Linked DNA regions of Homo sapiens: region 2 is linked to region 1. Evidence: read pairs that join two places in POLR2A ChIA-PET (ENCODE). Cell type or tissue: B cell. All regions are shown on one strand. Links, peaks and the distances in the headings refer to the core of each region. The heading gives the core; the rest is flanking DNA. Region 1 holds the start of LOC101927375 (ankyrin repeat domain-containing protein 26-like). Region 2 overlaps SPATA13 (spermatogenesis associated 13).

Evidence for each region. Peaks named below come from ENCODE experiments on the same cell type or tissue, not always from the same donor. Only the 100,000 strongest peaks of a DNase experiment are listed, where the experiment ranks them.
Region 2: POLR2A ChIA-PET joins it to region 1 with 5 read pairs; 2 of 35 experiments call an interaction of 5 or more read pairs at or near these places.

Annotation. Positions count from the first base shown.
Region 1 is chr13:24,535,714-24,550,589 of GRCh38, forward strand. It overlaps LOC101927375 (ankyrin repeat domain-containing protein 26-like), which reads left to right and starts at 5,287. Exons shown (of 11, transcript XM_011535334.3): 1 at 5,287-5,544; 2 at 6,145-6,449; 3 at 11,923-11,995. The coding sequence starts at 6,199. It overlaps LOC105370295 (a long non-coding RNA gene), which reads right to left and starts at 6,007. Exons shown (of 2, transcript NR_158455.1): 1 at 5,614-6,007; 2 at 3,425-4,314. RefSeq lists a silencer at 5,158-5,452 and an enhancer at 6,085-6,144. In B cell, for the core only: no CTCF peak of the experiment used is centred there; DNase peaks (open chromatin) are centred at 5,928 and 6,038; H3K4me3 peaks cover 1,069 bases; H3K27me3 peaks cover 1,971 bases.
Region 2 is chr13:24,279,468-24,294,343 of GRCh38, forward strand. SPATA13 (spermatogenesis associated 13) reads left to right here. Exons shown (of 13, transcript NM_001166271.3): 5 at 4,668-4,804; 6 at 6,747-6,926; 7 at 7,298-7,483; 8 at 9,532-9,711; 9 at 11,185-11,417. Among named protein-coding and RNA genes, the nearest start is that of C1QTNF9, 23 kb to the right of the region's middle. RefSeq lists a silencer at 1,513-1,592 and an enhancer at 1,926-2,425. In B cell, for the core only: no CTCF peak of the experiment used is centred there; no DNase peak of the experiment used is centred there.

The sequences.
Region 1 (14,876 bases), core at 4,726-7,225:
AAAACAAGAGGAAGCAGCCATGAACCACCAGAGCTCAGAGAACTTGAGTGACATACACAGATTCTCCTACTGGAACTGAGGTCCAGATGCCCAGGCAGGCCCAGAACTCATTTTTCTACAGATGAGGGCATCAAATCTGCAGTGCGCTCACGCTGTCTGCTCCAGACCTTCAGGCTCTTCTGTCTGGAATGTTCCTCCCTGCTCACTTTGCACACCCAGGACCCAGCTCAGATGGGACTCCTCAGGGACACCTACCCACCTGGCCAGTCACACCTTCCTGTGGCACCTGCTCCTTGCTGTCTCCTCACCAATCATACTCAAAGCAGATGCTATGGATTGTGTTTATTTACCAGCTACAGGAGCATTAACATTTTATAATTAATATTTAATCAAGTTTAGTAAGCTGTATTTTTGAGGATATATGCAGATAGTTTAAAATTTCAAATAAAGTGTTACAAAGTTGCTTACTGGCATAAGCTCCAGCAATTTAATATGTTCATCCTTTTATTTCTAATATTGTCTATTTTCCTGATAAATCTTGACAGATGATTAACCATTTTTATTAGTGTACTTAAAGAAATGTTGATCTTTATTGAACTTTGCTGGATTTCTGTTACAATTTTTTTATCCATGATTTTTTACTAGAAATTCATATCTACTAATGTGTTTGGATTTATTCTGAAGACTTTTTCTAATATTTCTCAGATTAGAAACTCAATTCACTAATTTACAGTCTTTCTTACCTTCTAATATATCATTTATAAGTCTAATATTTCCTTAAATACTGCTTGTGGTAGGCAGAATAACAGCATCCAAAATATGTCCATATAGTAATAGATACTGATGCAATGTAATCACAATGGGCTAAAAGTGGAAGACAGAAGCAGAGATTCAGAGAGATTTGAAGATGCAATATTGCTGGCTTTGAAGATGAAGGAGAGGACACAAGCCAAGGAATGCCGGTGGCCTCTAGAAACTGGAGCAGTCAAGGAAAAGAATGATCTTTTAGAACATCTACAAAGAATGCCACTCTGTAGATACCTTGATTTTATTTTATTAAAGCCAATTTCAGAATTCTGATCTCCAAAACTCTAAGATACTATATTTGTGTTGTTTAAGTCACTGGTTATGGTCCTTTATTACAGCACCGATAGGAAACTAATGCACTGCATTTGTTGTATCCACAAATTTATAGTTTTACCAAGTATAACCTTTAAATATTTTAGAATATTCATTTTAATGTCTTCTTTCATCATCGGTTTTTAGAAGTTTATTTTTTCTGTGTGATTTTATGTCCAAATGAAGGCTATTTTTGTGACAATTAGATTAAGGTTAAATAATGTGGTCTGTGTGATGACAATCCTATGACACATGCAGCTTAGGATTTCATCATTTATTCTAGATTTAATGCATGGTCTACTGGACATATATAAAATATTAGACTTTAAAATAGGAAGGTTGAAATATTACATAAACTAAAAGGGCATCAAGTTTTTATTTTTTGCTACTTATATTTTACATACCTTTGTTGATCTTTTTTTCAAAATGTCTTTGCTCAAACAATTACTGAGAGAGTGTTAGACTCTTTTCATACAATTGAATTGTGCCTTTTGTAAAAAGAATTCTTCTGAGTTTTCTTGTAATGTACAACATGTAAAATACATATAGCCTCTTTCACCTGAAAAGCAGTGTAGTATGGAAGGGCATAGGGACAAAAACACACAAACAAAAACTTTCACCGATATCATTGGAACCACAGCAAAAACAAATACAAAGCACCTACCGTATGCAGGAAACCTGCTGGGCCCTGGGGTACCTGCTCCAGCTAATTTCCATGACAACCCGAAAGACCAGGACACAGATGAGGAGACTGAAGGTCAAAGAGGTGAGATCCTGTGGCAGGTGGCAGAACTAGGGCTGAACAAGGTTTGCTTGCTCCAAAGCCCAGGTTGTGGGGTGGAGAGCAAGGGCCACGGAAGGCCTGTGCCCTCCTCAGAGAAGAGTCCCGCTGCTACCTGCCCTCTGCAGCCCACCTGGGTTGGCATCATAGAAGCAGCCTCTCCCCAGCCGCAGCAAGGCCAGCAGGGCCAGCACGGGGCCATCTGAGTCCTCAGGAGAGGGCTACCAGCAGGGACTTGTGGGCCTCATCCAGGTGGCCACCAGGGTGTTGGCCACCAGAAGGTGCGATACGTCCTCCACATCCAACTCATTGGCAGTGTGGCCAGCTGGTGCACGCCGTGGGGCTTCCCTGTGGGGAGAGTGCCTCAGGATGGGCTGGCCCCTTCCCCACACCGCCTCACCTACCCAGCTGATTGGGCCACAGGTAAATCCTGTCTCTATGCACCTGGCCTGGGTAGCTTCCTTCCCACAGGACTGCAGAGACCTGTGTCCCTTTGGAGGGACCCCCACGCCATGCCATCCCCAGAACCCACAGCTGCACTTCCCGGTGTGCAGCCATCGACCCTACCTTCCCCTCAATCTCTCCGTCGCCCTGTGGGGGAGGCACTTTACAGATGACAGATTTGAGGTTACATAGATGGTCAGCAGCAGGGCTGACCCTGAGCAGATCCTGCATCAGTTTCCTTTTCCACAAAAATTTGGATTAGCAATATGGCCTTGCTGGTCTCTGGACCCATGGGTGTGTCTGTAGGCAGAACAAGGTAACACAGGGGCTACAAGTGGCATGTGTCTGTGTCCACGTGGGAATGTTGGGAATGCTCATGAATTCTCACTGGGAAAAGGAGACAGAGCCTCAATTTTAACAATTTCCAGATACAAATATAATGGCCTCAAATCACATAAAAGAAAGAAGAAAGTTCTTCCTCACCAGCAAACCAAAGCCATACAAATTAAGCACCTGGGAGGCAGAGGAAGAATGTGAGAGTGTGTGTGTGTGTGTGTGTGTGTGTGTGTGTGTGTGTGTGTGTTTGGTGGGGTGGGGGCTGACATCAATGATGACCCCAAGACATCCCCAGTCTCAGTGGTTTTAACATTGCTAAAACTCCTTCCTGTCATCTTCCAGCAGTCAGAGGACTTACTCATCGAAACAGCTGAGGTTGGCAAAAGAATTTGCACCCATTAGGTTGGCAAAGAATTTGCAAAGTGAGCATCAGGGCTGGGTGGAGGATGAGAGGTGACCAGATGGTTAGGGGGACAGCTCCTAAAGTCAAGGATCCTACAGGTGGCAGTGCTCCCTGATCCAGGAGCTCTATATCTGTCTCCATCTTAAGGAGAAAACATCGTGGAGACAGGATGTCACTCATGATGTGTTACAACCAAGAGCAAAAATCTAGGACTCTCCAAAGGAATAACAGCATGTGCACAGGACGGGCCATGGAGCTGCCAGGAAATATAATTAGCAACAAAAGGGATTTTCATGATCTGTTGAGTATAAAAGGATATAAATGGCATCCACAGCACAAACTCAATTTTCTGAGATATATTTTATATGCACACACAAAAAGACCAGAAGGAAATGTGAGCAGTGGGAGAATGGGTAAGTTTCATTGTTCCTTTCCATTTCTGAGTTTCTAATTTTCTGTGGAGAAAAAGCCCATGATACATCATGGTATTTGAGAGGGAGGATCCTAAAATCTAAGCCCTGGAGCTAAATCTGCCATCGATGCTGGGGGAAATCACTCCACCACTCTGCCTCAGTTTGCTCACCCATAAAATAGAAAGAAACACATCTTTCCCTACCTCAAAGGAGACCAGAATGCAACAGCAGCCCCCATGCATGCCCTCTGGCTGGTTTATGCTCTTCCTGCGCAGTAGGGCTGTCTATGTCCACAGCTTTATGCCCTGTGCCCTCTAAAACCCTGAGTCAGGTCTGAGCTGGAGCATCCTGCAGCCCTCCTCCTGCAGCAGCCCCAGCTGGTTTCCAGGCACATAGGCCTTGGGGCCTGCACTTCCTCCTCCGGCAACAGCCTCCATGCAGTGACACAGTCCAGTGTGCCCAGAACACAGTCCGGCCAGCACCTGCAGCAGCCCGAAGCTGCACAGTTACACACAGCTGTCTGGGTGTGGCGCCCCCTGTTCCACCACCTCTTGGAAGTCTTCCTGGATGCACCAGGAATTTCCTGCTGGCCAGCAACGTCCTCGGCCTTTGGGTGCACCTAGATGAAGTCCTGGAGGGTGCTGGCCACATCAGGAGGTAGGGGCATGGCAGCTGAATGCAGCCAGGTTGAAGGCAATGGGAGGCTGGAAGTGCTCAGGACAAGGTGCTGGTCCCCCCTTGGCAGAGGCAGGCCACGAGATCCTTGGCTGACATCATGCCGATGGTCCTGATAGACCCATGTCCAGTCCTCATGACACCTTGGGGACGGAGAGTGCGGTCAATGCACAGGGGTCAGCCAGTCCATACCCCCGTGGCCACCCATGCCCAGCCTCAAGCCACCTCCTGCTCTCCCCCAGTGAGACCCCAGGTTCAGTGTAGATCCCACTGCATGAAAACTGGAGGATCCAGTCGTTAAGGGGCATTTGTGGTGCTCCCTGAGTAGGTGGTCTCCATGGCCTGGGGTTGGGGTCTACCAGGCCCACTCCCAGCCCACTGTTTACCTCGTGGGCCTCAGCTTCCTCCTCTGCAGAATGGGACGCTGACCCTGCCCAGCTTAGTTCCCTCTAAGAACACCTGACCCCTGAGTGCCCACATGGGCAGGGTCTGGGTGGCCTGCGGGGTTAGGACCCAGCTATAGGACCCCTACCCCCACCCCTTACCCGTCCCAGCACTGGGCCAAGCAGGAAGGCAGAACTCCCCAACCCCAACCAGTCAATGCGGGAGCCTTCTCAGCTGGACCCAGGGCCACACCTCTGCCCACCGGCTCACACCTGGGCCATGCAAGGCGGGGTGGATGCACCTGCCTGGCCCTTGAGCGCGTGGGGGAGCCACCGTTGCCCACTTGGGAGGCTCAGTTCTGAGGTCGGGATTCCAGGCACTCCCTTCTCCCCCATTCCGAAACCTCCTGACTGGAAGAACTCTCTCGGCACAGCCTTTTCTTTCAGGGTCCCAAAGTGCCTGTGAGCAGGCAGCTCCTGATCTCCTCTGTGACACCCACAGACTCAAAGACACCCATATGCTCACTCATGCAGACAGGCGCTCTCGCCTGTGGCTCTGAGGCTGAGCCGGCTTTGCCTTGGTGAAGGACAAGGCCCTGGCGACCCAGATTCTCTCGTGGGTGGCTGGGGACAGAAGGGCGGTGGCGCGCTGGGCTGGCTGGAGGGCTCAGGCTCCGGCGCGAGTCCTGCAAGGATGCTGCCTCCAAGTGTGCTTGTGGGTGGCGGATCCCAGGGCCTGCCGGGAGAGTGTCCACTCCTCAGGAGGCCTGGCTGCTCAGCGGCGCCCCTCTGTGGCGAGACTCGCCCAGGCCCATGTCCGGCCCATCTCGCCCCAGCCAGGCTCCCCTGGGCAGCCTCAGGACAGAGAACCCTGAATTCAGAGGGAGGCTGGAGGTGTGGGGCCTCTAGGCACTTGCAGGGTGGAGCTACCCCACACCCAGGGCTCACCCTCAGACCTACCCAGGCGTCTCCAGCCTCACGCTCCCAGAGGTAAGGAAGGGGCTTCAGGAAGGTGGGGGCTACCTCCCCGCCCAGTACCGTCAGGCTCTGAATTCGTACCTGGGAACTCTGCCTTGGCTGACTTGGGGACCCCTTCACTGCTCAGCCTTCCCCTCTCTTCCTGCCGGGCGGTCCACCTAAGCTCCCTGACTCTTCCCACGCGGCCCTGGGTCCCCTCCCCACAGGCTGTTCCCTGCACCCGCGGGTGGGACTGGACCTTTCCCTGCACGTCCAGTCTGTTTCCCGCGGTCTTCCTCCGTCTGACCCTGGCAGCCCGCTCCTCTGGCCCCGGGCTGTGTGGGGACCGCTTTCCCCCAGGCCCGTCGTCAGTGTCCTGAGCTCCGCCGACTCCCGCCCATTGGCGTCGCAGGCCTGGTGACAAGCTGTCGCTGGCATCTAGGGCTCCTGGGACTCAGGCACATGGAGCTCCCTCGGGGCCAAATTTGTGTCACGCGCAGGGACACCGGAGGCGCGTGCACAGTCCGTGTAACGGCTTTGCTTGGCGCGTCTCCGTTTCTCTTCTGAGGGGCTGAGAGTCGCGGAGTTTCCTAGTTGGAGGCTGTGGCGGACGCGATTTGCTTCCTCATATAGGGTTCCGGAGGCGGCGAAAAGTCCAGCGGGTCTCCGAAGCCGGTAGACGGAGCCATGAAGAAGACGTCGGGCTTCAGGAGGGGGAAGGGCGGGCTGCCCTGGGGCTCGGTCAGCAGCCCCGGGAAGGTGGGCGCGGGCGCCGGGAGTGAGAGTGCGGACCACGCCTCCTCCCAGCCCAGGCGCCACGACCCGGACAAGGGGTTCGACAGGCTCCGCAGAGCTGCCGGCCGACACCGGACAGAGACGATGCGGCGGATCCTTTCTCTGCCGAAGAGTGGCGTGGATGACAGAGACGAGAAGAACAGGTAATAGGAACTGGAGCCCGGCAGGGGAGGGAGGAGGGCGGGTCGGGGAGAGGCCCCCTTTCCTGCTCTCGGCTCACCCCTGTCCCCGAGGGCGCTGGGCTTTGTTCCCTCTGCAGCCCGCAGCACCCGGTGTGGCAACCTCAAGGTCATCATTATGAGCAGCGCGATGAAAACAAAACTTTAGCTGGTCCGATCCTCTCATAATTCCCGTTACTTTACTGAAAGTTTTAGTGCTTTAACTAAAAAAAATTAAACATACCTAGCTTTTTTTTTATTGTACACATTTTAAACAATGTTATATATGCTGTGGAAACAAGCATCATGAGAAAAATAATTTCTATATTATATTAACTTCTGGGCTAAAAATTCTTTGGATAAAAATCTAATATCCCTTTTGTATCCACCTACACCTGAGTAATAAGTTATTTCATGAATGACCTCAGAAGGATCCTTTGAAGTGAGAGCATGGTTCCCTGTTCTTGAATAGGAAGACTAATCTTTCCTTCTTTCTTTCTTTCTTTCTTTCTTTCTTTCTTTCTTTCTTTCTTTCTTTCTTCTTTCTTTCTTCCTTCCTTTCTTTCTTTCTTTCTCTCTTTTTCTTTTCTTTCCTTCCTTCCTTCCTTCCTTCATTCCTTCTTTCTTTCTTTTTTTTTTATTATACCTGAAGTTCTGGGTTACATGTGCAGGACGTGCAGTTTTGTTACATAGCTATAACACGTGCCATGGTGGTTTGCTGCGCTCCTCAACCCATCACCTACATTAGCTATTTCTCCTCCCCTAGCCCCCCACCGCCCCCGACAGGCCCTGGTGTGTGATGTTCCCCTCCCTGTGTCCACGTGTTCTCATTATTCAACTCCCACTTATGAGTGAGAACATGCGGTGTTTGCTTTTCTGATCTCGTGATAGTTTGCTGAGAATGATGGTTTCCAGCTTCATCCACGTCCCTGCAAAGGACATGAACTCATCCTTTTTTATGGCTGCATGGTATTCCATGTGGTGTATAGATGGTGCCACATTTTCTTAATCCAATCTATCACTGATGGACATTTGGGTTGGTTCCAAGTCTTTGCTATTGTGAATAGTGCCGCAATATACATATGTGTGCATGTGGGAAGACTCATTTTTCTCAAGATGTGAACTCTTCATTTTAGATAAACCAAATAAAAACATCATGGTTTTAAGATTTTTGGGTTACATATGCTACCTTTTACTGTTATGATGACATTAAGAAAATTTTTGTAAAAGAGCAAAGACTTGCCCTTTGATATATCAAAGTGTGATATTAAGTTCCATTTGCTAAAAGATGAGAAGACAGATAAATGTGTGGAACAGAATAAAAAATGCACAAACACTGAACTATATGTAAAATTTTAGAACCTGATCCTGATGACATTTCATATGTGTATGAAAAGATGAGTTATTTGTAAATGAAATGTCTGTTAACCGGAGAAAACTAGCTAGATTTGTACATTACAAAAATAAGTTATTGATAGAATATGCATAAAAACTTATACAAAATTAGAAAATGCCAGAATACAACACGAATGCCTATTTATACAGATACATTTTTATGTTGACAAAGACCTTCCTATGAATGCATTCTGCAGGTTGATTTAGAAAACAAAAATTAAAACTCCCCTTACATCAGAAAAAAATTAACAAAAGACAACATACTTGCAAAATAGTCACATTATATACATAAATATAGACATATATTATTTGCAATGAAAAATGTATTTTCCTTTTACAGAGAATTTTTTTAAAGAAATAGGAACTATAATTTAAAATTGGTCAAAGTACTTTTTCCAGATCTACTAGTGATCTGGAAAATCAGTAGTACTTATACCAGTGCTTAAAGTTTAAGTTACTGTTAACTTTTTAAATAAACAATTTGGTGGCGAACATCACTCTGAAAAAGGCATGTATTCTTTACTCATGAATTCCGTTATACTAAAATATTTTCAGGAAATAATTAGAGATGCATACAATTCATTTTTCTCAGCACTGCTTCCAATAGCAATGTATTAAGGAGAGGACAAATAAAGGATTTTATAAATAAATTTCAGTGCATCCATAGGATGAAATTATGTGTAACTACTGAACGTAGCAATAGACATGGATGTATGTTGACATGGGAAGATGTACTTTGGTATATGAGGTGAGAAAAAATCGATTTGTTTATACAAACACACAAACAGAATGGTCTTGTGGTAGCCAAAAGTATACACAAAATGTGATAAAATTTTGTTATTTTGGGACATTTGTATTACAGGTGATTTATTTTCCTTTTTCTTATTGTTATATCCACAATGAGCATGTATAACAGGTTTAGTGAAAGTTTATTATTACTGAAATAATCCTAGGTAAGAACAGGAATATGAAACTTGAACAGATAAAAATAAGTTCTTGCTTTCTATTAATTTTTTTTTGTGGATTGGTATCTTCTGCCAAGGTTTAGCCTCTTCAGAAATAGAGGGACTCTTTTAATCTGTGCTGGTAGATTGTATTGTGTATACTCTTTATCATATACATGTCTTTTATTATGGATAGATTTATTACATACATGCAAACAATTATAATTTAATAATTTTATTTTAGTGGTGTCCTTATGAAAATAAAAAATAGCAAATATAAATCATTTCTATTGCACAAATGTTACTTATCTTTACTAGTTTTCTGTAAAAATATTGAACTCCTCAAATATATTTACGTAGTCTTTTAATCCATTTATTCACCAAATGTGACCTGAATACCCACTGTGTATTCTACTCTCTCTCAGAACCTTTCCAAGCTTAAAAAATTTATGTTTACCTACCCAATTTGAGCAAGTTGAGAGAATTAAAATTGGACTATTAGGACTTAATCTAAGTTGAAGCTTTTCCTCCCTCCTTTCAAACAAAAGCATTTCTGAAGGTAGAAAGTTGTAAAAGATAACCTTGAAACTATCCTTTTGAAAATTTATAACAGTGTTTCTCTTTTCTTAATTTCAACTTTTATTTGAGATACAGAGGGCACATATGCAGATATCATACATGGGAACATTGAGTGATGGTGAAGTTTGGAGGACAGATGGCATCACTCTTGCCATGAGCATAGTACCTGGTAGTAGTAATTTAACCCACTCCCTTATAGAAGTCTTAAAGACTAATATTAATCATTGATAATATCTGATTTACATATATCATATAAATCAAAATATTGAATAAAATGAGCCATGCTTATTCATTTGAATTTTGATGTTTCTTTGGCCTAAAGTTTTCTGAAAGCCAAGTAAGAATAGTTTTTTGGTAAAAATGTGTCATTATTATCTCAGCCGTTTTTTTTCGCTGTTCTTTTTTGGGTTGTCTTCCTATTTTTTATTTCTATGGGTACATAGCAAGTGTACATAATATATTTATAGGTACATGAGGTATTTTGATACAGGTATACAATGCATAATTATCATATCAGGGTAAATGGGTATATCTGTCCCCTCAAGCAGTTACTGTTCTTTGTGTTACAACATTCCAAATATACTTTTTGGCTATTTTAACATGTACAATAAATTATTATTATTATTATTATTTTTTGAGATGGACTCTTACTCTGTCGCCCAGGCTGGAGGGCAGTGGCGCCATGTCGGCTCACTGCAAGCTCCGCCTCCCGGGTTCACGCCATTCTCCTGCCTCAGCCTCCCGATTAACTGGGACTACAGGCGCCTGCCACAATGCCCGGCTAATTTTTTGTATTTTTTAGTAGAGACGGGGTTTCACCGTATTAGCCAGGATGGTCTCTATCTCCTGACCTCGTGATCCGCCCGCCTTGGCCTCCCAAAGTGCTGGGATTACAGGCCTGAGCCACCACGCCCGGCCAATAAATTATTGTTGACTATAGTTTCCCTGTTGGGCCATCCAGCGCTAAATCATATTAATCCTATCTAAATATTTTTGTACCAGTTAACCATCCCCACTTCCACCCTCCCCCAATCTCAATACCTTTCCCAGCCCCTCCTAAGTATTGTTCTACTGTCTATCTCCCTTTGTTCAATTGTTTCAATTTGTAGCTTCCACAAATGAGTGAGAACCTGCAAACTTTGTTCTTCTGTGGCTGGCTTATTTTACTTAACATAATGTCCTTCATTTCCATCCATGTTGTTGTAAGTGTCAAGATCTCATTTTTTTATGCCTGAATAGTACTCCATTGTGTCTATGTAACACTTTTTCTTTACCCTTTCTTCTATGGATGAACAGTTATTTCCCAAATCTTGGCTATTGGGAATAATGCTTCAGTAAATATGAATGTACTCATAGTTCTTCAATATACTGATTGCCTTCCCTTGGGGTTTATACCTAGCAGTGGGATTGCTAGATCATATGGTAATTCTATTCTTAGTCTTTTCAGGAACTTCAAAACTATTCTCCAAGGTGGTTGTACTAATTCACTTGGGTGGTGGGGAACGTGTCTGTACTGGGGACAGATGACTGAGACTACACGTAGTTTGTTTACCGGAAGGAGGGAAATAGCTCCTACTCTTGATCATTTGAACCCATTTTTTGGAATGGGTGCTTTCATACATGGAAGACTTCAATGTTGGAGACTGTCATTGAGTCCTAGAGGGATCTGTAAGTAGGAGCCCATAGGAAAGAAGAACTTGAGATAGCAATTGGGAAAAACAGAGATACAGCTTTCAGGACTCTATTTTTCCAGCAGTCTCTCTCCTTGGGTATCAGAGCATCTGTGAAGATTCTCAAGGGCTTGCTAGTTGATGTGGACCTGAACTAGGCAGGACCTACGCAGGGAACATAATTAAAGTTTATCTTTGCTAAGGTTTTAATCTTTCTGCAAAGCATATTTCCAATAATGACATAGACACTTGTTCCTTTAACTTTCGTACATTGAGCTGTCAAGCATTTCAGACATTTCAGCGAACTGCCTACACTGTTTTAGGGTAAAGGGCAGCAATAGGGCCTACTTAAGTGGTTTCCATGCTGAAGAACCAAGACTGCCATTTTTGAGTGGCACAGATTAGCCTTTGAACCAGAGACAGGTAATGGAGAAGACACAGTGTCTCTTTCTTACCTTGTTTTAAGTGATCAATTGGTTCCAATTCAGGTAACAAAGGTTATGTCACTCATTAATTGGATATTGAATTCAGCCTTCAGGACAGACACTTCTGAAGACAAATTATTCTCAGGCTCTGCCAATATATTGCTGGTCACTATTTGTTAAGGAACTAAGGGTGAGTCTTCATTGAACATTTCATAGATTGGGAAAGGTGGAGGCAGAAATAGGTAACTAAAATCTTTTTGAAAAAGAGGCCGATTTTAATTATATTAAGGAATATTATCTATTGTATAGGTAGCTGACCTTTCCCCAGATTTTGTTTTTGTTTTTGTTTTTTTTGGTGGGGGGTGATACCCAGACACAAAACAAATAATTTTTTTTTTTAAGAGAAGTGAACTCACTCATTTTTCTTGTATGTTTTTATCTTTAGGCTGTCCAACGAACAGAGTTCTGGTGACTCATGGCTTTCAATAGATGATGAACTCTTTGATTCTGGTACCAAGGTAAAGTGCTCTTTTGTGAAATAAATTTTCTTGCTCTGAATCTAGTTTTGCACAGTATTTACTCTTCAACTGTGGCAGCGGTCTACCTATAATTGTTTTACAGTCTTGGGGAATAGTTGGTCAGAAAAAAAACATATTATAGAAATATGACTATTTGAATTTCCTTTACTTTTTTCTTTGGAAAATGGGAAAGGGTGCTAAATACTTAGAGGAATTGGGGGCTGAAAAATGGCATGAACTGGGAAATACATAGTGACAGGAAAACTGTATGTGGAAAAGCTTTCCCACAGTAGAGGAAACTTGAAATTTGGTCAGGGTTTATTTGGTGAGTATTCTCACAGGAACTTTTCAGTCATACTATTGTGATCTTTATAATCCATGTGCTTGAATACCTTTTAATGGGTTCAATTACTCATTATAGTAACCATAGAATGTCCCCGGGGTCTTTCAGTTCCAAAACAGTAAAGCACATATCATATGGTTTCCTTTTACTTTCTTGGATGCTTACTGTGGGATGACACAGTTTTTAGTAGGAAACTTTTTCTCTCTTTGGTCCTTGGTTCTGTAATTAGACTCCAATAACATTGTGGACATGTAGCTGGGCATGCTGGCACATGCCTGTAGTCCCAGCTCTTTGGAAGGCTGAGGCAGTAGGATCACTTGAGTCCAGGAGTTCCAGACCAGCCTGGGCAACATAAGAAGACCTCACCTCTAGTTTTTTTTTTTTAATTATACTTTAAGTTTTAGGGTACATGTGCACAACATGCAGGTTAGTTACATATGTATACATGTGCCATGTTGGTGTGCTGCACCCAGTAACTGGTCATTTAACATTAGGTATATCTCCAAATGCTATCCCTCCCCCCTCCCCGCACCCCACAACAGGCCCCGGTGTGTGATGTTCCCCTTCCTGTGTCCAAGTGTTCTCATTGTTCAATTCCCACCTATGAGTGAGAACATGCGGTGTTTGGTTTTTTGTTCTTGTGATAGTTTGCTGAGAATGATGGTGTCCAGCTTCATCCATGTCCCTACAAAGGACATGAACTCATCACGTTTTATGGCTGCATAGTATTCCATGGTGTATATGTGCCACATTTTCTCAATCCAGTCTATCATTGTTGGACATTTGGATTGGTTCCAAGTCTTTGCTATTGTGAATAGTGCCTCAATAAACATACGTGTGCATGTGTCTTTATAGCAGCATGATTTATAATCCTTTGGGTATATACCCAGTAATGGGATGGCTGGGTCAAATGGTATTTCTAGTTCTAGATCCCTAAGGAATCACCACACTGACTTCCACAATGGTTGAACTAGTTTGCACTCCCACCAACAGTGTAAAAGTGTTCCTATTTCTCCACATCCTCTCCAGCACCTGTTGTTTCCTGACTTTTTAATGATCGCCATTCTAACTGGTGTGAGATGGTATCTCATTGTGGTTTTGATGTGCATTTCTCTGACGTCCAGTGATGGTGAGCATTTTTTCATGTGTCTTTTGGCTGCATAAATGTCTTCTTTTGAGAAGTGTCTGTTCATATCCTTCACCCACTTTTTGATGGGGTTGTTTTTTTTCTTGTAAATTTGTTTGAGTTCATTGTAGATTCTGGATATTAGCCCTTTGTCAGATGAGTAGATGCAAAAATTTTCTCCCATTCTGTAGGTTGCCTGTTCACTCTGATGGTAGTTTCTTTTGCTGTGCAGAAGCTCTTTAGTTTAATTAGATTCCATTTGTCAAATTTGGCTTTTGTTGCCATTGCTTTTGGTGTTTTAGACATGAAGTCCTTGCCCATGCCTATGTCCTGAATGGTATTGCCTAGGTCTTCTTCTAGGGTTTTTATGGTTTTAGGTCTAATATTTAAGTCTTTAATCCATCTTGAATTAATTTTTGTATAAGGTGTAAGGAAGGGATCCAGTTTCAGCTTTCTACATATGGCTAGCCAGTTTTCCCAGCACCATTTATTAAATAGGGAATCCTTTCCCCATTTCTTGTTTCTGTCAGGTTTGTCAAAGATCAGATGGTTGTAGATATGTGGCATTATTTCTGAGGGCTCTGTTCTGTTCCATTGGTCTATATCTCTGTTTTGGTACCAGTACCATGCTGTTTTGGTTACTACAGCCTTGTAGTATAGTTTGAAGTCAGGTAGTGTGATGCCTCCAGCTTTGTTCTTTTGGCTTAGGATTGACTTGGCAATGCGGGCTCTTTTTTGGTTCCATATGAACTTTAAAGTAGTTTTTTCCAATTCTGTGAAGAAAGTCATTGGTAGCTTGATGGGGATGGCATTGAATCTACAAATTACCTTGGCAGTATAGCCATTTTCACGATATTGATTCTTCCTACCCATGAGCATGGAACATTCTTCCATTTGTTTGTATCTTCTTTTATTTCATTGAGCAGTGGTTTGTAGTTCTCCTGGAGGAGGTCCTTCACATCCCTTGTAAGTTGGATTCCTAGGTATTTTATTCTCTTTGAAGCAATTGTGAATGGGAGTTCATTCATGATTTGGCTCTCTGTTTGTCTGTTATTGGTGTATAAGAATGCTTGTGATTTTGCACATTGGTTTTGTATCCTGAGACTTTGCTGAGGTTGCCTATCAGCTTAAGGAGATTTTGGGCTGAGACAATGGGGTTTTCTAGATACACAATCATGTCATATGCAAACAGTGACAATTTGACTTCCTCTTTTCCTAATCGAATACCCTTTATTTCCTTCTCCTGCCTGATTGCCCTGGCCAGAACTTCCAACACTAAGTTGAATAGGAGTGGTGAAAGAGGGCATCCCTGTCTTGTGCCAGTTTTCAAAGGGAATGCTTCCAGTTTTTGCCCATTCAGTATGATATTGGCTGTGGGTTTGTCATAGATAGCTCTTATTATTTTGAGATAT
Region 2 (14,876 bases), core at 4,567-7,066, 260 kb before region 1:
TGGCAGCAGGGAGACCAGGAGGGGCTGCTGGAGGGAGCCCGAAGCTGGATGGGAACCCAGGCTTAAGTGGTGGGAGGGGACCCAGGCTTGAGTGGTGGCAGAGGGGTAAGAGGTAGCCAGATCCTGGACACTTTCAGGAACTTGAATCAGATCTGCCAGTGAGTGGGTCGTGGGATGTGAGAGGTGGAAGAATAACCTCTGAATAGATAAAACATACAGGCTAATGCCTGCTTTACAGATGGGAAAACTGAAGCTCAAAGAGCTGAAGTGACTTGCACCAAGGTCATTTAGTTAGGAAGTTAGTGAAGCAAGGACATTCACCCAGGAATTTTCACTCCAGGCTCCATGACTTTCCCTCGTCCATGTTTCAAGTCTCTTGCCCCTGGCCTCTGCCCCCCATCTCCTGGCCAGGACTGAGTCAGCCCACCCATGAGCGCTTCAAGCCATCTTGCTTCCGCAGTGTCGCTAACTACTAATCCATGATGTTGAAACAGTTGCTGTTGAAACCTCTCTTGTGATTAACCTCAGCCAGAGTTGTCTTTTTTCTTTACTTTTTTCTTTTGAGGCAAAGTCTTGCTCTGTTGCCCAGGCTGGAGTCTGGTGGTACAATCAGAGCTCATTGCAGACTGGAAATCCTAGGCTCAAGCCATCCTCCCACCTCAGCCTCCCAAGTAGCTGGGACTACAGGTGCGTACCACGACCCCGGGTAGAGCTGTTTTGCTAAGTGTTTATGAAGAACTCAGAGAGCAGTCAGTATTTCCAGTCCGTGTCTCTGTCCAGAGGTTTTTCTCCTGGTACCTCCTGTAAAGGTCTAACTTTTCAATAGACTCCTGTTAATTGTGAATTTATACATGATTACAACCAGCTTTTTTTCTTTCTTTACTGATTTTCACAGCAATAGCTAGATCATGGTAAAGAATTCTCCCTTGGAAAACACTGTTCAGTTCTTCGAGGAGAAAGCGTCATTTTTCAGAGCTGTGCTGTGGGTGGGAAGCCCCAATGCCTTTATTTTACTGAGATGCACTTTTTTTTTTTTTTTGGCTCAACCACGGTTTAAATTGATAAGGAAAAATGCTATTGGTACCAGACAGTGCCAGATCAGTGGTTGCTAAAATTGGAAGATTCCTGCTGCTTTAGGCATTAGACACCCAGACTTTGTGTATATGCTCCTCACCCAGGAGCATCAGGATATCTCGGCCAGTAAGCAGCACAGTTCTTGGGCCTCGTGGTCTGGGCAGCCGCTCCAGGGTTAGAGAAGGCCTTTGTCTTCAGTGTTGTTTCCCTTGGAGTCTAAAACACACTCATGCATGAAAAAAATGATGTGCTTCCTCAAGACATCCCCCAACCCACCCCCAAACTCACACACCAGCAAAGCATACTAGACTAGGTGACCTCCTGCTCTCCGACTGTACGCACCCTGGCCTAGCATAGGAAGCAGAAGTTACATTTAAAACGAAACAGTCACCATGCGTTGTTCAGGCTCCCGTGTTTCTCAGACAGCACATGTCTGGCTTTCTCAAGGCCTCCAGCCACACCCCCAGCCAGACAGACATGGGTACACACATGCATAGCTGGCTCCCTGCTGCCCACCCACCCGTGCTCCCAGGGTGCACTCCCTTCTCCTGAGGCGCCAGGCCCTGCCATGCCCCTGGCAACCGTCCCCTCTCCTTTAATGAGCAGGTAAGAAAGCTAGGGCCCAGAAGGCAAGACCAAGGCTGTGGAGCGCTTTCTTCTGCCTCTTGGCTTTGTGCTTAGGCCCGGGAATTTACTCCTCCCCCTCCAACCCCGTCTCTTGGTCTCTTAGACAGCTCACTTTCACTTTTTCCTCACAGACACAGGCCCTGACCTTTCCTGACCAAAACTGGGGATGGGCCCAGGCAGGGGAGTGGAGGTGGGTAGAGGGTGACTGGCACCATGCACTCAGAGCCTGGAACCCTGACTTTGTCCACACTGAGAGCTCTCCCCTGGCTTCCATTGTCAGCTGCTCCAAGGTTCCCTGGCTGTCGCGGTGTCCGGCGCACCTGTCTGGGTGGTTTCACGGCTGGGGCACAGGTGCGGACCCATGGGCCATGCCTCAATGTGGCGTGTGCTGTCATGGACGTAAGCAGCTGGTTCTCCTGGAATCACAGAAGGGTTCTGGAAAGGAGGTGATGGTGGCTGGGATGTCGGGGTTTCTCTGAGAGGGGCACCCCAGGCAGAGGGGGAAGCAACTGGAAAGCCAGAGCCCATGAGCAGACCCAGCTCAGTGGGCACCACTCACAGGTGCTGTGTCCAGAGCTCAGGCTTACAGGACTGGGGCTGCCAGGTGGGAGGTGGCCTGAGCACAGTCTGAGAGAGGGGCTGGGGCCGGGCTGGGAGAGGCGCCGCTGGCAGCACGTGCACACCTTCCTGCTTTCCCTCCGTCCTGCTTCAAGAGCTCCGTGCATCACCAGTGCATGAGCTTGAACTCCTCCTCATCATGACAGCCCTGTCTGTGCTTGGCAAGGAAGACCTAAAATGCTGGTGCATGAAATACTACTTCTGCAGTGTTGATTACCCCCATTATTGTGGATCTTTTTCCATGTTTATCATTGTTCTAGTGCCAGACTCCTGGGCTCTATTTACAGAATTGGTTGCTTGTGACAGCAGTGTGGCTGAAGTGATGAGGGGAGGGAAGGGAGGAGAGGCATAAGGGGAGCAGGAGGCTAAGCATGATGGTGGGGGGTGGGAGTCTGGGGCTGGACGTGTGTCTGCCGAGCACCTGGCACATGGCCAGTGCAGGTAAGATGAACTGTGCATAGAAAATGCAGGTTAGATTGATCCGAATATAAAACATCTCCCCAAGAAAGAACTCTTCAGTCAGAAACCAGACCCATCCTTTTCTAGTCAAGTAACTAGAAACGTGGATTTGCCAAGTCCTTGAGGAAAGCAAGCCCATGGAGCACCATCCCAGGGCGACCTTCAGCCAGCCCTCTGTCCTTGCTGGCACACCAGCTTCTCCCTCAGGCTTCTGCTTTTTGTTAAATCTCCAGGGAACTTGGAATTTTTCCAAAACATCCTTGACTGTATCTCTGTTGCTGCAGGCATGAGCTTGGCCTCCCAACATGGATCTCAGTTCCTGATGCCATTTCCTCGGGCAGCTCTTGTTGCTGCCCACTCCCACTAACCTGTGTTCTCCCCAGCTGGCTTCCCTGGCCCCAGGCTCTGCCCCAACAGCTCTTCCTCCACGTCGTAGCAAAGTCTGTCATTAGCCCAGCCCTCATCGTGCGGGACACCATCACCACAGTAGCACTCTCTGTGGAGTTCCAGCTACTTGTCAAGGATGCTAAAAGTTTCACCTGCATTCTGTGGCCTGATTCTTCAAAAAGAAGGACATGAAGCTCAGAGAAATGCAGTCACTTGATTTAGGTCCCATGCCCACAGAAGGGCAGGACCAGAATTCAGACGAGACTCTGTGACCCTAAAACCTCTTCTCTTTCTGTCATATGAGGGGACTCTACTTAGGTCCTGTGGCTTCCTTTCTCCAAACCCTGGAACAGCAGCCCAGGATGAACTCTAGCCTGTGAGACCCTTCTGTGTGCCCCCGATCTTTGCAGTCTTGTCTTTCATGAGATGTGCAGGGAGTCTGTGGAGCATGTGCTTCGAATCAAGCCACCTGTGATTTGCAATCGGGCCATCGCACTGTTCTGAGTCGCCTGCTCCTCTTCCAGGAAGCCTTTCCCTGACTGGGGAGGATCCCTTCCTCTTTAAAATCCTGCCACTTGCTTCAGACTCTCCCTATTATATTTCCACTTCCTGGCTGCAGTCATCAGAATTCGGGTTTTATTGCATCCCCTTAAAGACAAGGGTCATCTGTTGTATAGCTTTCTGTCCCCAGCACCTGACAGTCATTCCGTTGGAAAAAATACTGATAGATTGCTTCTTGGACTTTTGGCTAAGATCAAGTAGAGAAACAGTGATGGAGACATCCCTGAACTTGCACAGGAGGACTGAGGCCATGAGTCTGAAAGAAGAGACTGCTCAGTGACAGATTGTTGGCTTTGCCAAGGGTGGCTCATTTTCCCAAGAAAGAAAATCTGACTAGCAGGGTGGCCAATCTAAAAAGCTGCACCATCCTTAAAAGATCTTTCTCTCTCTTTTCTGGTAAAAGTACTATATAATTCCTCATTCTCATATTTTGAGTTCCAAGCCTTTCAAATATGTACAGAGAGTAAGAATGATGGCACTTTTCTACTCAAGACACTGTTGGGATGTACTGGTTTTAGTAATACTGTTGCCTTGCAGATAAAGGATGGAAGCAGAATATTGGATCATCTTTTTCATCTTTTTTACCTCCTCAGCTTTCCAGCACATTGCTTGGCAGCATTGTTATCTATATTTATGTTGTTAATATCCAGTTTGGAGCACAGACTTCCAACTAAATTACACATAATATCCTGATGGTCTTCACTCTGCAAATGGTATTGTGTTGGCAATACACTCTTTAACATTCCACCTCTCACTTAATGTCACACTTAACTGCAGCTCTTAACTTTGGAGTAATGTAGACATTTTCTAATAGTTTCTTATTCTGAGTAAGATGCAGATGATTACCTTCCCTTGGGAGTATGTTACCAAATTTTTTCATCATATGAAAAAATCTTGTTAGCTGTGTCTTTTAAATCATGCCTTTGTTTTGTATGTTTTAGTTTCTTCAGATGGAGGTACTGAGCCCTCTGCCTTAGTGGATGACAACGGTAGTGAGGAGGACTTCAGCTATGAAGACCTCTGCCAGGCCAGCCCTCGGTACCTGCAGCCCGGCGGGGAGCAGCTGGCCATCAATGAGGTACTGGAATTCCACACGACAGTAGTGGATACGGGATACCTGATTTTCAGGGTCCACAACCACTTCTGACTTTGTTCCCTAGTTCTTCTTTACTAAGCATGTCCGAAAACCTGGAACTCTGATTAAAACAACACTGTGATTCACTTTGGAAGGCCAAGGCAGGTGGATCATTAGTGGTCAAGAGTTTAAGACCCGCCTGGCCAACATAGTGAAACCCTGTCTCTACTAAAAATACAAAAAAATTAGGTAGGCATGATGGTGCGCACCTGTAAACCCAGCTACTTGGGAGGCTGAGGCAGGGAGAATTGCTTGAAGCTGGGAGGCGGAGGTTGCAGTGAGCTGAGAGCACACCACTGCACTCCAGCCTGGGCGACAGAGCGAGACTCCATCTCAAAAATAAAGAAAGAACAACACTGTGATTCTCTGACCTCGTCCAGGAAAATATATGGGATTAAGCTTTCTGGGTAGAGGCAGCTCGTCTTTTTAGGTAAGGAACAGCAGCTCCCCATCAGTGTTCGGCCAGTGCTTTCCACTTGATAAAGAATACCCTCCCCTCCACTATCTCATGTAATTCTCACAACTGATCTAAGAAGCGGACATTATGGTTATTATCCACATTTTCATCAACGCTCTAAGGAAAGATGTCTAATTACTGGCTGGCGAATGGCAGAGCTGGAGGCACCCATGTATTTCTCCCTCCAAATCTGGTGTTCCTTTGGCCACCCTGCAGCTTTAGCTTTTTTTTTAGGAAATCATTCTGGAAGATACCTCCAGCTTTTGGCATTCTTGAGCAGAACGTGTGGAGCATAACTCCTTAGTGAGTCAGCGTCTTTACTGAGATGGCCAGTGATGTGTATCGTTGGGCGCTAAGGAGATGGGCAAAATCACCTGCTCCCGTGGCCAGGGGATGGAGGAGCCACATCTGTTCCTGACTTTTTAATTGTTAACGATCTCAAGATCATGCTATGTTCTCTTCAATTGCTGTAAAGTGTAAAGTTAGATGCAAAACTTACTCGAATTGTGAATAAAGTATGAATGATCCACACTGGAGGGAGATGTGAGGGACTTCCAATAGCATATGTGCATAACTTTAGTAGGCTTGGCTCTGTGACATCTAGTACGGCTGCCAGAAACCATTTTTGGAGCAAATATTTCAGAATTCAAGTTTGCTAGATAACTGACCTGCTGCTAAGTGAGCAGCTAGTACTTTTTTAAAAAGGGGCCTGCCTGCCTGCCTGCCTTCCTCCCTCCCTCCCTCCCTTTTTTCTTGCATTTTGCTCTTGTTGCCCAGGCTGGAGTGCAGTGATGTAATCTCGGCTCACTGCACCTCCGCCTTCCAGGTTCAAGCAATTCTCCTGCCTCAGCCTCCCAAGTAGCTGGGATTACAGACATGTGCCACCACATCTGGCTTTTTTTTTTTTTTTTTTGAGACAGAGTTTTGCTCTTGTTCCCAGACTGGAGTGCAATGGCACGATCTCCGCTCACTGCAACCTCCACCACCTGAGTTCAAGTGATTCTCCAGCCTCAGCCTCCCGAGTAGCTGGGATTACAGGAGCCCACCACCACGCCTGGCTAATTTTTGTATTTTTAGTAGAGATGGGGTTTCACCATCTTGGTTGGGCTGGTCTTGAATTCTTGACCTCAGGTGATCCACCCGCCTTGGCCTCCCAAAGTGCTGGGATTACAGGTGTGAGTCACCACGCCCAGTTTAAGCGCTTTCTTTAAAAGCAGGTAGAGATGTCCTCCTGACTTTGTTTTTTCTTAGTCTGTTCTCCTGGGTTCTCTTTGTGTAACCAGTCACATAGTCAGTGTGGACCAAATGCCACCAGCATATCCAAGTGAGAGGATACCAGTGTCACCCTGAGAGAGTGCACCTAGTGGCTCCCTCACCATCCCGCCCACTCGTGCTCTATGCTGAGCGCACCCCACTGTCTCCTTTCAGCTGATCAGTGATGGCAACGTGGTCTGCGCAGAAGCCCTGTGGGACCATGTGACCATGGATGACCAGGAACTGGGCTTCAAAGCCGGGGATGTCATCCAGGTTCTGGAAGCCTCCAACAAGGACTGGTGGTGGGGCCGCAGTGAAGATAAGGAAGCCTGGTTCCCCGCGAGCTTCGTCAGAGTAAGTGTGGGGTGCTTGCAGCTTTTCCAAAGTACCTGGGGGAGCTGCAGGATCCTTTCAGGTCAGAACTCGCCTTTTATCAGGTCAGCTCTTTTGTAATTGATATCTGACATGCAAGTCACACCTGTAAGAAATTAGGCTGGGTCGGAGCAAAAATGTTAAAGGCAGGCAAGCGAGTTGCTCGGTGTTTCTCTGTGGTCCTCGTGCCTGCTGGCATAGCCGCAGCCCTGCTGAGGCCATGAGACTCAGGCGAGGGCCAGGCTGCCTTCCTAACAGGTCACAGGAAAGTAGGAACCTGGGAGGTCTCCTGCCTCTGCTCCATGCTGCCCTCCCCTGCCCCAAGTCACCTGTCCCCTGTATGTGGGTTGCAGTTGCGAGTGAATCAGGAAGAGCTGTCGGAAAACTCCAGCAGCACCCCCAGTGAGGAGCAGGACGAGGAGGCCAGCCAGAGCCGCCACAGACACTGTGAGAACAAGCAGCAGATGCGGACCAACGTCATCCGGGAGATCATGGACACCGAGCGGGTGTACATCAAACACCTCAGGGACATCTGTGAGGTGGGACGCCAGGCTGGGACCTCACTGAGGGTCACAGTATGAGGCTGCATGAGGTGCCTGGGCTTTCTCCCCACCTCCACCCCCCGCCCCCCCATCAGGCTCCCACATGTATGCTCATTTCTCCGCCTCTGCTGTCTGCACTGCTAAGTCTGAGTGCTGCGGCTGTCCTAGCTGTTGGTGGAGGTTTTTTAGAGTCAGGGTCTCTTTTCAGAGACAAGGCTTTTCTTAGAGATAGGGTCTTGCTCTGTCATGCAGACTGGAGTACAGTGGCGTGGTCATAGCTCACTGCAGCCTCAAACTCCTGGGCTTTAAGCAGTCCTCCCTCCTCAGCCCCCCGAGTAGCTAGGGCTACAGGCATGCATCACCACACCCAGCTAATTTTCTAAATTTTATATAGAGATAGGGTCTCACTGCGTTGCCGAGGCTGGTCACGAACTCATGGACTGAAGCACTTTTCCTGCCTTGATTTCTCAAAGTGCTGGGATTAGAGGCGTGAGCCAGTGTGCCCGGCCCCTCTCTTAAGTGCACTCTGCAACTATCTCTATCAGGACCTAATTCCTGAGATTATTTGAAAAGAATGGCTTTCATAGAAGGCAACACCCTCACTTGATTTTACAAAGAGTCAAAGGTTTGTCACTATCTGCAACCCCGCTGCATCTAATCACCAACTGACAGATGAGATCCTGAGTCATTTAGACACAGATGGGAAAAAATGCTGGTTTTATATTGGTCATATGAAAGGCTATATTCTATTGTCATGCTATTCTACTTGGCAACAAATTTTATTTTATAGTTTTATCCTGATTTCAGAGAACTTGTCATTAGTAGAGGTGCACCTGAAAGGTTTTGTCTTCCTGTGGTATTTTGTGCTTCTATGGATTGTGTACGAGCATCACACTACACTGCTGTTCGCCCTGTCTGCTCATTACGGCTCTCCTAGCTGTAAATGCTGATATCTGCACTATCAGTTCAACGCTGACCATTCAGTGCTGAAGACAGGTTGAAGTCAGAGAACTGCCCGTTCTCTAATCGGATTAGCCAGCTGTGTGGACATGCCAGTGTTTAGCTTCTTTGTGCCAGCCATCTCGTTCTGTATGAGTGTGTGGCGAAAGAAGCAGGTCTGCAGTGCCATTTAGGGAAATAAGAGGAAGTGCCCATGATTATTGAGCATTGACTGTTTGTCACCCCTCACCTGGATTAACTCAGCTACCACAGCATTCCCCCTGAGCAGGTCCTGTTAGCCCCCATTGCAGATGGGGAAACAAAGGCACAGAGAAGTTAAGTGGTGGGATTGGATTTAAACCCAGGCAGTCTGCCCCAGAACCTATCCTTTTCTGAACTATTACATTATATTGTTTTCCTGTTAAAATTCATACCAAGTAGTCATTGGTATGTGTTTTACTCCATGGTCAGTTTATTCTACTGAATGTCATGATAACTCTTTTTGAGTTAGCTGTTACATGTATGTACAGCCTTTTCTTCTTATCCCACTAGCTCCTACCTAAGCCATAGTATAGCCATGGTGTTGCACATAGATAATTAGTGCAAGCCTCAGATTAAAGACCCACAGATTGATGCTGTCCATAGAAAGGCGGTGCTGGTGGAATCCTTGGGTAAGAGGAATCCTTGCCCTGATGAACAGTGCACAGAGCTGCATGGGCTATTCAGCAAGCAGTGACATTCTGCATTTGACAAGTCTCCTGGGCTGTGAAATGGAATTAGGGTTGGGAGAATGATTACCTGAAGAGTTTGGAAAAACACGTGACGACACCAATTTTTGAGCTCTGGTATTTGAAACTTGTTTCTGGAAACATTATATGGTTTATTGGATCCTAAATCCAACCGCATGAGCCTTTTTGCTTTCTTTTTATTTTAAAACACCTATGGCAAATTGCAGTCATGGAAGTACGATGACCTCATCAGAGACTCATAGAGTCTTTTTAATTAAAATTCATTCCAAGTTCATGGCTTTAGGCCTACAAAAGCTGTACTATTCAAATAATTTATTTGGATTTCCAAATAAAAAGTATTACTTCTGTATTTTGCAGGGCTATATCCGACAGTGCCGCAAGCACACAGGAATGTTCACCGTTGCGCAGCTAGCCACTATTTTTGGAAACATTGAAGATATTTACAAATTCCAAAGAAAGTTTCTGAAAGACCTTGAGAAACAGTACAACAAAGAGGAACCTCACTTAAGTGAAATAGGATCTTGCTTTCTTCAAAATGTGCGTCACCCTTTACTTCATTATTAATAACATCTGCTTACATAATTTTGAAGTGCATCTCCACAGAAAACAGGAGTCTCTTTTGTTTTATTGTTTGTTTGCTAGATGAATCTTCCATAGAAAGGAGATGTTTCTTCTATCTTATATGCTTATCATATAAACAAAATCTGTATAGTTAATCTTGTCTAAATGTCCCAAATTCATTTTTTCAAAATCCTTTTATGTAGTCTGGAATTAGGGGGTTACATTTGGAGTAATTACTTTTTAAAAATTTCTAAGGGTTATGCCATAAGAACTATGGAGTCCTTCCTAATAATATCCAGGAAGTGTCTATTACATTTCAGGCACTGTTTCCAGGGTTTTCTTATATTAGCTTGTGTATTGCTATGAGGTAGATATGATTATCTCTCACTTTCTAGATGAGGAAACTAAGGCCCAGAGAGTAAGTAACCCAAGACCACATACCAGTAAGAGGCATCTGTGAAGGCAGACCCGGGCATGCGGCTCCAGGACGCATGGTTGTGATACTGTAACTGCCTCAGAACCTTCCTGTGATAACATGCATTTATCATTTTTTAACTTATGATTGACTATTACTACTTAACCGCTAAAGGATTTCAGAGGAAGATTTTAGTCCCAGCCCAAATAGCTAGGGAACAGTAAGAGTAATAATAATAACAATGACAGCCTCACCACACCTTCACTTCCTGGGTGCTGGGCTCAGTAGCTGTCTAGAGTCCTCTGGGGCAGATAGATTTTAAGTGGCTGGGCATAATGTTTTTGTGTTAAGTTAGTCAGCTGGAGGCTGGGCCCCATGTGTGACGTGGGCATATCTGGGACATTGTCACAGGCCTCCTTGTGTGGCCTGTGCAGAAGGTTCCTGCAGGAGCCAGCTTAGGACAGGCTGGAGGCCAGGTGGTGGCATGAGGAAGGTAAGTCTCACAGTGAGGACAGGGGAGTACTGCTGCCACCAGGGAAGGGGTCTTGGCGGGCCCAGCCAGGGTGACGGCAGAGAATTGGGAAGAGAGGTATGTTGAAATGGGCATTTTTGAGGAAAACCTGACAAGACTAGTTGTAAACCACAAAGAATAAGCAACGATTAAAACTGCATACATGGTTTTCAGCGAGTTGAAAAAATTTGTGGGAGGGGGACGTTAGAGGCCCTGCTCCCCACCTTCCAGGATGAGCGTGAGGCAGGCTAGAAAGAGACCAGGGTGCTGAGTTCCAGGGCAGCCTCATCCCCAACCCCCTCAGGAGCCTGCTGAAGCACCCCTTCTCGCCGGCCAGATAACGCTTGCGGAAACCATGGCAGGGCAGCTTGGGTGCCAGCGGATTTCATGCCCTGTCCTTCTTGCAGTAGTCCATCTTCCTCCTTTCTAGGAGTGTCCCTTAGAGAGGGCTGGGATGATGCCTGTCTTTGTCATGTCCCAGAGGCACCCCAGAAGCTGACGAAGCTGTACTTTTCCTTCCCAGCAAGAGGGCTTTGCCATCTATTCCGAGTACTGCAACAACCACCCGGGCGCCTGCCTGGAGCTCGCCAACCTCATGAAGCAGGGCAAGTACAGACATTTCTTTGAAGCCTGCCGCCTGCTGCAGCAGATGATTGACATCGCCATCGACGGGTTCCTGCTCACACCAGTGCAGAAGATCTGCAAATACCCGCTGCAGCTGGCCGAGCTGCTCAAGTATACCACACAGGAACACGGGTGAGGGGCATGGGTAAGGGGCACAGGTGAGAGCACTGCTGCCATTACCCGTAGGCAGCTCTTAACTCCAGGCAGTGATAGGTGGGCTTCAGTGTCAGCCTTAACACTTTGGGAGCTCCATGGGAGAAGTTTTCAGGTTGTTTAGAATGTGTGCAATTAACTATTGAAATAGAGTGGTTGAAGAGCCTCCAGGATATCCAGTCCTAGAGCTATGAAGACACAAGGGCCATTCGTGAGCTGTGCCACGAGTGCATGGCGGCTTTTGTTGTATTGTTATGTTGCTTACCTGTATTTTATAAACATGTCTTTGAGTACTCAGTAGTTAGTAAAGACGGTTTCTGAGGGAAACAGACCAGTGTGAATGGAAAGCCATAACTCTGGTTCTCTCCTGTACCCTTGAGGTTGACGTACAGCAGCTCGGCTCAGAGCAGGATTCTTTATGGCAGAAACATTACTTACTAGTGGCTTACCTAAAGTTACTTGTTGTTAAGCAGTCTCTATTTAGCAACCCCTTCTCTATTTAGAAGGGGTGAGGGCACACACAAGCTTGAACTGTAAAAGGGTGTGGATTGTCAGGGGTGCAAACCCATATGGGGCAGCTGAGAAGACCAGGGCATTGGGCACCTGCTGGGCCCTGAGCCGTTCCCTACCCACCGGGGTGCCGACTCTCTGGTCTTCTCCCTGTTCCCTCCTGCTGGGAGCACAGGGCTTCCTTCCATGCTTACCTGAATGCTGCATCTCCCTTCGAGCTTCCTTGGTGCCTGACTAAGCTCTTCTTGTTACTCACACTTCTGTTGTTTGGATCTCGGCTTCTCCTGAACAACAAGCAACAAAATACACTCTCTCTCTGTCTTTATTTTTTTATTTTTTTATTTTTTTTTTTGAGACGGAGTCTCGTTCTGTCGCCCAGGCCGGACTGCGGACTGCAGTGGCGCAATCTCGGCTCACTGCAAGCTCCGCTTCCCGGGTTCACGCCATTCTCCTGCCTCAGCCTCCCGAGTAGCTGGGACTACAGGCGCCCGCCACCGCGCCCGGCTAATTTTTTGTATTTTTAGTAGAGACGGGGTTTCACCTTGTTAGCCAGGATGGTCTCGATCTCCTGACCTCATGATCCACCCGCCTCGGCCTCCCAAAGTGCTGGGATTACAGGCGTGAGCCACCGCGCCCGGCCTCTCTCTGTCTTTATTATCTGCCTTGGTTGTTTCTGGATTCTTCTCACGCCCTTGTTCCCTAGCTATATGATCTCTTCTGGGGGAGCCAAAAGTTACCCTTTGTTTCCTTAATAGCCAACCATCATTTCGTGCATGCACAGAAGCCTTTGTGTGGTTATACATTAGGCATGTCACCCATTCAGCATTGGAATGTGCATGCCCATTTTCCATGCCATGGGAAAATGTCATCACAGCACAGCCCAGCTGTTGGGTACCTCAAGGTAGCAGTGCTTGGCTAATTCTGAGTTCTCACCTGGCCAGCAGGGACAGGATAGTCATAGGGCAACTGCTATGTGCCAGGCTCCAAGCCAGGCTACCCAGGGGCGCAGGGGTCTAGGCTAAAGCTGACTCTTTTAGATGAGAATCGAAACAGGGTCCATGCCCCTGACACAAAGTCTTTAACTGCACCTGCAGCTCTGGAGAGGGTCATCTCAAAGGGTCCTAATGAGAAGAGGAAGAGGGAAGGGATTGTACCAGGAGGAAATTTCTATGGCAAACCACAACAGTTCTGGGTTTCAGCAGCTAAATATCTTCCTGCAGGGAGTGGAGAGTGAATCATTATTTTGTCCTCTCTGCCTCTGAACTCCTGTGGAGAGACAGACTTAAAAAAGGAAACTTCTGGCCGGGCGCCATGGCTCACGTCTGTAATCCCACCATTTTGGGAGGCCGAAACGGGTGGATCACATGAGGTCAGGAGTTTGAGACCAGCCTGGCCAAATGGTGAAATCCCATCTCTACTAAAATGCAAAAATTAGCTGGGCATGGTGGCGGGCACCTGTAATCCTAGCTAATTGGGAGGCTGAGGCACGAAAATCGCTTGAACCCAGGAGGCGGAGGTTGCAATGAGCCGAGATCGCACCATTGCACTCCAGCCTGGGTGACAGAGTGAGACTTTGTCTCAAAAAAAAAAAAAAAAAAAAAAAAAAAGGCGAGGGTGTGGGGAGAGCCTTCTTACAATTAGATTGGAAAGTAAAGAATAAGAGCAGATCACTGAACAATAGACACTAGATATGGGTGTTAGCTAAAGAGTTAGGACTAAAGGAATTAGAAAAAGGAGTTCATTGAAATAGATAAAAGAAGAGAGAGCTATATATTTTTTTCTTTTTCTGATGGAGAAATCAGAAAAGTTCAGTGGAAAAAAAAAAACAGGGAAGTCAAGAGAGCCACAAAATTGAAGAAAAAAAATTATAGTTGTAAATACCTTCTACAGATTTTCAAAGACACTTTTAAGAAAATGTCCTGATGGCATGATGAGGAGTCAGAGCCAAAGACAATTAATAAGAAAATTAAGAAGCAAAGACTTCTTGAAAGACGTGGGCAGGCAGCTTAGTACATTCCGAGATGGGAAAGCTGGGTCCAGAAGTCCACACCTCACTCTTCAGTAGTTGATTTTCTTCCTTTAAGGGCATTTTTCACCAAGAGCATTTGCAGATTTTGGTTTTTTCAAAATAAAAATTAGTTGACATGACAGAAAGTCCATTTCCTTGTCTTAAGTAAAACAAAGCAAAAATTCTTTTAAAAAAACCATTACAATTTAGTTTTGTCCAGAAAAACTTATTTTGCGACCCTTTCTTCATTGCTGGAGGCCTCTTTGGGGGCTCTGTGCCCATTATTTTGGCAGTCCCTGGTGTCATTCTTGCTCCTGCTCTCTGCGCCACTTCTGGGTGTGAATGGGCGTCTCTGAAGACAGCAGGGTCTGCTTGGTGGGCAGTGTCTGGGGACTTCACAGGAGCTGGGATGAATTGTGTTTGGTAAATAGACAATAGAATCTGCTTTCAAGGCTTTCCCATGGCTGCGCAGGAGGATTCTAATTCATTCCAGCTGTGATGGAGTGGCCCTGTCTGTGCTGTAAGTTGCCACGGGAAAGCGGAAAATATAGCTCATTAGCTGGATGGTTGGTCTCCATGGCCCCGCATTATTAACGCTGAGCAAAACCTGAATGGGAAGCTTGCAGATACTGGACATGCTCTGTGCTAGCCTGTGTGTAGATTAAAACTGTAGTTTCTGCTTTTCCGGTGCCTACAGTTTTAGCGGGCTTGGGAGCGGGGCCCTCCTGGGGAGAACATTTTAGCTTGACGTGACTGTGGTGGACGGAAAGCACCAGAAAGGAAGATCTGTTGGTGAGGCGAATGCCATACTGGCATTTCCGTAACTCACCACTTCAGGTGCCTGTCCTCTCCTGTCCTTTCCCGAACAGCATAAAAGATGAAGACTCAGAGCAAATAGTCACTGTTGAAAATGGTTAGTG